Linked DNA regions of Mus musculus: region 2 is linked to region 1. The links are chromatin loops, found by intact Hi-C in ENCODE. Cell type or tissue: gastrocnemius. All regions are shown on one strand.

The links. Hi-C counts contacts between places; a loop is a spot of excess contacts. Peaks named below come from ENCODE experiments on the same cell type or tissue, not always from the same donor. Only the 100,000 strongest peaks of a DNase experiment are listed, where the experiment ranks them.
Region 2: it touches region 1 in a loop (2.6-fold over the local background); 7 of 42 quality-filtered maps call a loop at or near these places.

The regions. Positions count from the first base shown.
Region 1 is chr9:44,349,783-44,354,782 of GRCm38, reverse strand. It overlaps Vps11 (VPS11, CORVET/HOPS core subunit), which reads left to right. Exons shown (of 16, transcript NM_027889.2): 9 at 228-374; 10 at 492-680; 11 at 785-946; 12 at 1,429-1,568; 13 at 1,672-1,874; 14 at 2,015-2,186. Among named protein-coding and RNA genes, the nearest start is that of Vps11, 9.4 kb to the left of the region's middle. In gastrocnemius, no CTCF peak of the experiment used is centred here; no DNase peak of the experiment used is centred here.
Region 2 is chr9:44,247,012-44,252,011 of GRCm38, reverse strand. Ccdc153 (coiled-coil domain containing 153) reads right to left here. Exons shown (of 7, transcript NM_001081369.2): 7 at 4,706-5,000. It overlaps Pdzd3 (PDZ domain containing 3), which reads left to right and starts at 548. Exons shown (of 11, transcript NM_133226.2): 1 at 548-572; 2 at 987-1,014; 3 at 1,156-1,229; 4 at 1,550-1,761; 5 at 1,980-2,169; 6 at 2,265-2,401; 7 at 2,573-2,777; 8 at 2,969-3,165; 9 at 3,250-3,456; 10 at 3,581-3,781; 11 at 3,996-4,700. The coding sequence starts at 557. The coding sequence ends at 4,025. In gastrocnemius, a CTCF peak has its summit at 2,329 (motif pointing left); DNase peaks (open chromatin) are centred at 1,392 and 2,326; H3K4me3 peaks cover 941 bases; H3K27ac peaks cover 1,358 bases.

The DNA.
Region 1 (5,000 bases):
CAATAAGTGCCATTAAGGAAGCCCCGAGTCCCTAGAAATGTCTTCCTAGTGATAGGGACAGAGGAGAGCCTTGGGTCTTGAAGCAGAAGTTGCAAAAGGCTGGTTGGCATGTTTTTCAAGCCAGGATGTAATTGCCCTGTGGAAACATGCTGTAATGGCAGATGCCTGTTTAGTCTCTCTTCTGTAGCCACTTCATGCAAATGAAGTGTTTAATGTCTTATTGGCAGACAAAGAGTGAGAGTGAAGTCCACTTTGATGTAGAGACAGCCATCAAGGTCCTCCGGCAGGCTGGCTACTACTCCCATGCCCTCTATCTGGCTGAGAATCATGCACATCATGAGTGGTACTTGAAGATCCAGCTAGAGGACATTAAGGTGGGTGAGGTTCTTGCTTTGGGCAGAATGCCACTTTGAAGACACACTTAAAAATAAAAATACATCCTGGTGGGTGAGACCGACCGGGGCACTTCTTCACCTGTCACCTCTCCACAGAACTATCAGGAAGCCCTTCGGTATATCGGGAAGCTGCCTTTCGAGCAAGCGGAGAGTAACATGAAACGCTATGGCAAGACCCTCATGCACCACATACCGGAGCAGACAACCCAGTTGCTGAAAGGCCTCTGCACTGACTATCGACCCAGTCTGGAAGGCCGAGGCGATCGGGAGGCTCTGAGCTGCCGGGTGAGACCTGGGAAGCAGTTTGAGTAGCAGGGGTCACCTTAGAGGCCTGTGAGCGCTGAGCCACCTTCCTTAGCCACCATGCTTGCTTCTCCCCTCTGTCCCAGGCCAGTTCTGAGGAGTTCATCCCCATCTTTGCCAACAACCCACGAGAGCTGAAAGCCTTCCTAGAACACATGAGTGAGGTGCAGCCGGACTCACCGCAGGGCATCTATGACACGCTCCTGGAGCTGCGGCTGCAGAACTGGGCCCATGAGAAAGATCCCCAGGTACCCTGACTGGAGCCATGGGAGGTGCTGGAAAGCAGCGAGCTGGGCGGTCCCTGCTCTAGCACGTGGGAGGCCTTGGTGAATAGAGAAAAGCTAGCTCCTTTTGTGCCTGCTCTCCAGCCCTGCGGCTGACTTTTGTTGCTTTATCTAGAGCAGTGGTTCTCAACCTTCCTAATGCTGCGACCTTTGATACAGTTCCTCACGATGTGGTGACCCAGTCATGAAACGATTTCCTTCGTACTTTATAACTGTAATTTTTGCTACTGTTATGAATTATAATGTCAGTATTTTGGAGGTAAAGGTTTTGCTCAGGGGTTAAGACCCACAGGTTGAGAAGCGCTGATGTTGAGAGTAGTCCCTTTCCTCTGGGGCCAGATAGGTTTTACTGATGGGAAATTGGATTGCGAGGGACATTTGATTTGCCTTGTCTAAAAGACCTTGTGCCATCTGATGACTAAGGGCCCAACCACTTTCTCCTGTAGGCCAAGGAGAAACTTCATGCAGAGGCCATCTCCCTGCTGAAGAGTGGCCGATTCTGTGACGTGTTTGACAAGGCATTGGTTCTGTGCCAGATGCACGACTTCCAGGATGGGGTCCTTTACCTCTATGAGCAGGGGAAGCTGTGAGTTTGGGGGACCCTCAGGGGAAAGGAAGATTCGGGTGATCTTTGCAGGACAACCCATGAGGTGGACAACTCGTGAGGTGTGCCCTGTTCCTGGCCCCAGGTTCCAGCAGATCATGCATTACCACATGCAGCACGAGCAGTACCGGCAGGTGATTGCCGTGTGTGAGCGCCATGGAGAGCAGGAGCCCTCCCTGTGGGAACAGGCCCTCAGCTACTTCGCCCGCAAGGAGGAGGACTGCAAGGAGTATGTGGCGGCTGTGCTCAGGCACATTGAGAACAAGAGCCTCATGCCGCCTCTTCTAGGTACGTGTGAGGACAGGCTGCCCTTGAGGACAGGCTGCCGCAGCTAGGGGCTCTGCATGGCGGTGGCGGCGGCGGCGGCTGCTGCTACTGCTGCTACTGCTTCTGCTGCTTCATTCTTCCCTCTTGGTCCCCAATTTCAGTGGTGCAGACCCTGGCCCACAACTCCACAGCTACCCTGTCTATCATCCGAGATTACCTGGTCCAAAAACTGCAGAAACAGAGCCAGCAGATTGCACAGGATGAGCTCCGGGTGCGGCGATACAGAGAGGAGACCACTCGCATCCGCCAGGAAATCCAGGAGCTCAAGGCGAGGTAGCCATGCTGGGGTGTGGGAGTGGGGTGGGGCTGGCTTTGGCTGTTACGGTGTGCTGCTGTGCTGCTGTATTGAGGTAGCCATGCTGGGGTGTGTGCAGTGGGGCGGGGCTGGCTTTGGCTGTCAACAGTGTGCTGCTCTATGCTGCTGTTGCTCTCTCAGAGGATTATGAAGTGTGTTGGAGCTCCTACTTTGTTTCTTCCTGTTTTTTCTCCCTTTCTCCCCTTTTCCCTTCATCAAAGATTAACCTCAGGCGTTGGTTTTTAACCTGTGGGTCGTGACCCCTTTGGGGTCACATATAAGATATTCTGTGTATTAGATATTTATATTATGATTCATAACAGAAGCAAAATTACAGTTACAAAGTAGCAACAAAAGTATTTTTGTGGTTGGGGTCACCACAACCTGACCTGGATTAAAGAGTCGTGGCATTGGGAAGGTTGAGGGGCACTGGGGCCTTCCGCACATGGGAGGCTCCTACCCTTCCACTGAAACTATACACCTCCAGCCCTCTGAAGATGTTTTAGTGGATTCTAAAAAAAAATGATTAGTTATATATCCTCCTGGTTTGGTTTGGTTTTTTTGTTTGAGACAGGGTCTGTCTATATAGCCATAGCTGTCCTAGAACTCCCTGTGTAGACTGAACTGGCCTAGAAGACAGAGATACACACCTGCTTTGCCTCCTGAGTACTGGGATTCAAGGCGTGTGCCACCATGGCCAGCCATAAATCCAGTGTTCTTACCCACTGAGCCATCTCACCAGCCCCCTGTTTTGGTTTTCTGTGTGCAAGTGTGGCTGCCTGTATGCCACAGGGCCATGTGGAAGTCAGAGGACTGCTTTAATAATTCTTGACTAGTCTTTCTTATTTCTGCTATGCTGCATATCTGACCCGCCAGTTTCCACCTCTAGGAGTGCGGGATCACAAGTATGCACTATCACTTCCCACTTCCCACATGGGGTTCAGGGCTCAAACTCAGATGCCAGGCTAGGACAGCAAGTGCTGTCACCTCTGCTGAGGTGCCCAGCCTCCTCTTGCAGGCATGTGTCACCTCTGCTGAGGTGCCCAGCCTCCTCTTGCAGGCATGTGTGCCAGGCTGGTGAGGAACAGCTGATTCCACTGCCTCAGCCTTCTCAGTAGCTGTGGTTACAGGCCTGGGTTTTCATTTTACTTTATGTGCGTTGGCGTTTTGTTTTTCCTGCATGTGTGGCTGAGTGAGTGAGGATATTGGATTTTAGAGTTACAGACAGGTGCCATGTGGGTGCCAGAAATTGAACCCGGGTTCTTGAGAAGAATAGCCGATGCTCTTATCCTCTGAACCATCTTTCCAGCCCATGTCTTGTGTTATTTTTGAGACATAATCTTACTCTGCAGCCTGGGCTGACCTTGAGCTCAACTCAAAGTGATCTTTCTGCTTCTTCCTCCTAAGTGCTAGGATTGCAAAGACAAGCCATCATGCCTGGATAGAATTGTCAATAGTAGAGATTATTCCCAAGTGCTAAGTCTTGGGGAGTTTGTTCTGTTTGTTTGAGACAGTCTCATGTAGCTGAAGCTAACCCTGGACTCCTTAATCCTCCTGAAGTGCTGGGATCACAGGCATTCATTACCATGCCCAGCTATAAGGTATTCTGTCTGTTCTCCCCATTACATTGTAAATTATCTATCTATCTATCTATCTATCTATCTATCTATCTATCTATCTATCTATCTATCTATCTACCTACCTACCTACCTACCTACCTACCTACCTACCTACCTACCTACCTACCTATTTATTGGTTTTTTCAAGACAGGGTTTCTCTGTGTAGCCCTGGCTGTCCTGGAACTCACTTTGTAGACCAGGTTGGCCTTGAACTCAGAAATCCGCCTGCCTCTGCCTCCCAAGTGCTGGGATTAAAGGCGTGCACCACCACTCCCTGGCCATATAATATTTATCATGAAATGGTTTCTCATTCCACTTAGCCTTTACTATAATGTCCAGTGCCTTTCATGAATAACACAGACAGGTAGCCCTGCCTTCTTCGACATGATGTTCTTGAGACATACATTAAACATTTTAAAAAGGCAGACTTGGGGCTATAGAGATGGCTTGACAGTTAATAGTGCTTGCTGTGCTTGCAGAGGACCTGGGTTCAGTTCCCAGCACCCACACCAGGTGCCTCACAACTGCCTGTAACTCCATCTCCAGGAATTTTGGCGTCGTCTTCTGACCTCCGCAAGTATCCACACTCTATCATGCACACACACACACACATTCAGGCACATACATAACATTTAAAAGAAATATAGAAAGCAAACAGGTCGATGGTTACAGTGTTTGAGATACTTGTAAATTCTGAGAAGAAAATAAACGGAGAAAGAGAAGGGGACTAGAGAGATGGCTCAGTGATTAAGAGCGTGTCCTATTGTTGTGGAGCCAGCTAGTTCAGTTCCCAGCATTCCTGTCAGGTGCTCAACCACGTCTAACTCCACTGCAGCTCATGCACACAGAACTGAAAAAAGAAATCTTAAACATAAAAGTGGCGGCCGGGCGTGGTGGCGCACGCCTTTAATCCCAGCACTCGGGAGACAGAGGCAGGCAGATTTCTGAGTTCAAGGCCAACCTGGTCTACAAAGTGAGTTCCAGGACAACCAGGGCTACACAGAGAAACCCTGTCTCGAAAAACCATGAATGAATGAATGAATGAATGAATGAATATGGCAGGAAGGGGCTAGAAGATAAGGTTTAGTGGTTAGATGCTTGTTGTTCTTGCAGAGGTCCTGAGTTCAATTCCCAGCAAACACATGGTGGCTCACAACTATCTTTAATGGGAT
Region 2 (5,000 bases), 100 kb after region 1:
CCAGTCCATCCATCCAACTCCGTGGTCTGACAAATTGTCCAAACTTCATGAAACTTCTTCTTGGCAGACAAGTTCTGGCTGGCCTCGGGGCTTCATCTTCTCTCTTGCCCAGTTTAAGATTCCTGAAGGAATTCCAGTCTTTGAGATCCATCGTTTGAATAGTCTGATAGGCAAAAGGAGAGGCTCAAGAATCTTTAGATAACTTTGTTGCTGGAAGGCCCGGGTGTGAGCGCCTGGGATGGGGTTGCTCTTGCTGGGCCTTCGAATTCCTTTAACCCTTCATACCTACTGCCCCCAGCTTGAGATGACAGTAACCTGCTTTTTGTTGTGCATAAGAGCAACTGAGCGTCGTAAGAGGTAGGGCGCAAGACCTGGGGGCAGAAGGAACTTACACTCGCACTTTGCAGAGAATAAGTCCCATTGCTGTTAACCATTACCCCAATGCTTCCTTGCAGCGTCTTCAAGAAGGCGTGACTCGGGAGGGGGCAGGTGGGAGGGTCAGCTGGTTATAATGAACCTTGTCCCTACTCTTAAGTCCTGGGTCAGTGATCCAACTATGGAGGCAGCTGCAGGTAGGAAGTAAGGCGATATCCTTGAAAGGGGACTTTGGGGTGGCGGCAGAGGGGGCAGATTTGGAATCTCTGGGTCTAGAACACACTTGCTATCGGGGCTTGGAGCCCTATAGGAATAGGAATGAGGTGGGCTTATAGATCTATCTTCCTGGCCCACACCTTCTGCTGATAGGCTCAGATTTATGTTCCACAGTACTGGGGGAGGAAAATACAGGGGAGTCAGCACCCGTGTGTGTGTGTGTGTGTGTGTGTGTGTGTGTGTGTGTGTGTGTGTGTGTGTGTGTGTGAAGACAGAGAAGCAGAATGGAAAGGGGTTGGGTTTCTCCTAAACCTTTTTGGTTTTTTATCACGAGAGTCCCGTCTCTGGGTGGGGTGGGGAGTGTGTCTCTCCTCTCACTCTCCTTTGTCCCGCAGATCTTCGGGACACGGCCTTGTTAACTCTGTAAGTAGTCTGAGGGCTGGAGAAGAACAACTGAAGGGGGTGGGGGGGACGACTCTCAGCTGGCAGCAGCACCTAAAGTAGAATCTGGGACCCAAGTCCAGCTCCCAGCACCTCTTATTTGCCTCTCCTGCCTCCTTATAGGAAGTTTAAGTTTAATCCAAGGCTGGGCATTGACAATCCTGTCCTCTCCCTCGCTGAAGACCAGGACCAATCTGGTAACCCCCTCACCCTTGGCAACTGTTTCCTTTCCCTAGAGACACTAGGGTGCCACACAGCCTCCTATCTCCTTGGTAACTGCTAACTGCCTCCCTCTGATATCAGTAACTAAGCAGAAGTAGAGGGGGAAGACATCCCTTTGCTTTAGCCTCCCAGCCCACGCAGAGTTCATTCAGCTATAAAGCCCGCCCTCTCACTGGCTGGAAGCTGACCAGCGCTCTCACAGGAAAGCAGGGTCTGCCAGTCTTTTGATGCCCCTGTACCAGGGCTGTGCCCCCTCCTTCTTTTTTTTTTTTCTGCTACCTGTCTCCTCCTCCAGATCCCTGGAACCTGCACCGGCCTCGCTTTTGTCTGTTGAGCAAGGAGGAGGAAAAGACTTTTGGGTTCCATTTGCAGCAGCATCTAGGCAAGGCTGACCATGTGGTGTGCAGGGTCGATCCGGGCACCTCAGCCCAGCGCCAGGGTCTCCGGGAAGGAGATCGGATCCTAGCGGTGAACAATAATATTGTGGCACATGAGGACCACGCGGTGGTGAGGCTGGGCTGGGACTCCTCGTGGTACAAAAGAACATTCCATAGCACTTCATGGGCCAAGCCTCACTCTCCTCAGACCCCATGATTTGGAGGTACCTAGGGAGAAAGATTGAGTGAAGGCAACTACAGACGTGGGTTTCACAGTGAAAACGCACGTTCTAGGGGATCCTGGGATTTCAGAGGGCCAACCTTTTTCTCCTGTGTCCCCTTTTATAGGTAGTGCGCTACATCCGGGCCAGCGGTCCCCGGGTATTGCTGACAGTCTTGGCACAACACGTGCATGATGTGGCGCGTGTTCTGCAGGGGAGTGACGCTTTCCTCTGTCCTACCCTACCCTCGGGGGTCAGGCCCCGGTTGTGCCATGTAGTAAAAGATGAAGGCGGCTTTGGCTTCAGCGTCACCCACGGTGAGCTTAGGGCCTGCTATGGGTGGGCAGGGTTGGGGAGCTTAGCTTCGGTTCTAGGTAGGCAGCAGGCTGGGACTTACTTTTTCTGCCTTTAGGAAGTCGAGGTCCTTTCTGGTTGGTGCTCAGTGCAGGAGGAGCTGCTGAGAGGGCAGGGGTGCCCCCTGGAGCCAGGCTGCTGGAAGTGAATGGGGCCAGTGTGGAGAAGCTCACATACAACCAGCTCAATAGGAAGGTAGGGCTTCCTGCGGTGACTCCCTACATGAACTCTCCCTCCTTACCCTCTTCTTTTCCCTCTAGTTTGCATGAGGCTTGCCCTCATTCCGGGTCCCCGGGAGGAGCTAGATGCCTGCCTTTCTGTCCCACACAGATGTCCCATGCTTACATTCTTGCTCTGCCCTCACAGCTTTGGCAGAGTGGAGATCAGGTGACTCTGCTGGTGGCAGGGCTGGAGGTAGAGGAACAGTGTCACCAACTAGGAATGCCTCTTGCTGCACCCCTGGCAGAGGGCTGGGCATTGCCCGCCAAGCCCCGATGTCTAAACATAGAGAAAGGACCTGAAGGCTTTGGGTTCCTGCTCCGGGAGGAGAAGGGCCTGGATGGCCGACTTGGTGAGTGGCAGCTCTGGGGGTTGGTAGGAAGCTGGACGATAGGCTGGCCATACACATTCAATTGTGCTTCTCAGCATCCATGAGCGATGCCCCACAGCCCCCAGCGGCAGCTTTCCATGCACTGTAGAGTTAGTTCCTGGGAGAGCATGGGCGTGAGTCAGGGGAGAGCAGTGAAGATGTCTCTGTCCCAGGGCAGTTCTTGTGGGACGTGGATCCAGGACTACCAGCTGACAAGGCTGGGATGAAGGCTGGAGACCGCCTGGTGGCTGTGGCCGGGGAAAGCGTGGATGGGCTGGGCCATGAGGAAACAGTGTCTAGAATCCGGGCACAGGGCTCTTGTGTCTCTCTCATTGTCGTCGATCCTGAGGCTGACCGCTTCTTCAGCATGGTATGTGACTGGGTTGGGGAGAGGGCAGAAATGGAGCAGGGCTCAGGTGCCACAGGTTTTTCTCCCCCCACCGTACCTCCCCAGGTACGCCTGTCTCCCCTCCTCTTCTTGGAGAACACTGAGATTGCTGCTCCTCCTCTGGCAGAGACCAAGGATCTTCCGGTTGAAGACACAGTTGAGCCTTCTGGCCTTGCTGGCTCCTGCCAATGCTTCTTGTACCCGGGGCCTGGAGGTGGCTATGGATTCAGACTCTGCTGTGTGGCCAGTGGGCCTTGTCTTTTCATCTCCCAGGTGACTGATGCACCATGTGCCTTGGAATCTACCCATCATTCACCACCTACCTTTCTCTGCCCCCCAGTCTGCCCAGCCGTAGAACACCTAACCAATACTTTTGTGTATCCCCTTACACTGCCAGGTGACCCCAGGAGGCTCAGCTGCCCGGGCAGGGCTGCAAGTGGGAGATACAGTTTTGGAGGTGAACGGATATCCTGTGGGCGGAGACAGTGAACTGGACAGGCTTCAGCAACTGACTGAGGCTGAGCCACCCCTCTGCCTGAAGCTAGGAGCTAGGAATCCGCAGGGCTTAGAAGCCTGGATTTCCTTGGAGTCTGGAGAGGTGAAGTCAAAGAGACAAATGGAATTATGAGAAGGGCAGAGAGGAGGGCTAACGGGTCGAGCTGTGTGAGATGTGCAGGAGGGAACCGTTGGTCATAGGAGGTGGGGACAGAAGGATTGGAGGACAAAGTCCTATTCCTGAGCAGAGCATGTTGGGGCAGGAAAGTGAACTCTTCTGGTTTGAGACTGACTCCCCTTGTTCTCTCCGTATGTAGGACTGGACTCTGGCTTCAGAGTTGCTATAGGACATCCCTGTTCAGCCTAGCTTACCAGCATAGACTTGCCTAGTAGTTCTCCTGCCCTCGCTCTGCACCCTGAGGTGGAGGGAGCTGGGAACAATCTCTTGAAGTTGGAATTGGGAGCTGGAGGATTCAGAAACCACCAATCACAGGACTGCCAGGGACCTTCTCCTTTCTCATGAGCCTACCTCCAGCAGAGGGGTGTGGACAGAGACCGAAGGCGGGCTCCACAGGGAGCCTGAGACGCCACAGGATGCTATATGTGGACATTTTGGGGAGCTGTGCGCCAAAGATGCAGTTCTGCTCAAGAAGATGACGCTGTGGAGCCACCGAGGATTGAAGCCATGGAGAACATAGGTTAGATGTGGCTCTGTTGTCATCTGGCAGAAGGATTGATTGGAGGTGTATCTTCCTTCTACTGTGGATACCTTAGAGTCTTGGGAGCTGGTTCTTGGCTATTGTAATGTCCTGGTACAGCCTTTCCCAGCTGGCTGGTGAGATAGCTTAAAAGGTAAAGGTGCTGGCTTCTAAGCCTGGCAACCGGAGTTGACTCACCAGAACCACACGGTAGAAGAAGAGAACCAGCTCCTGGAATTTGCCCTCTGACCTCTTTGTGAGCACTTTAGTATACATACGCTACTGTCCAAATAAATAAGTAAATGTATGTATATGTATACAGACACACACACAGGATTTGTGTTTTATTGGTCAGGAAAAAAAACCAAGATTGGTTTGGTTTTTCAAGACAGGGTTTCTCTGTACAGCCCTGGCTATCCTGGAACTCACTGTAGACCAGGCTGGCCTTGAACTCAGAAATCCGCCCGCCTCTGCCTCCCAATTGTGTGAATTAAAGGTATGCACCGCCGTGCCCATTTAAGCCAAGATAGTTTAAAGGGACCAAAAGTACTCCAGGCTTAAGGGAATGGGATCTAGTTTCTGCAGGAAAGGGTTTAGAACATTGTCTACTTCTTACCACTCAGT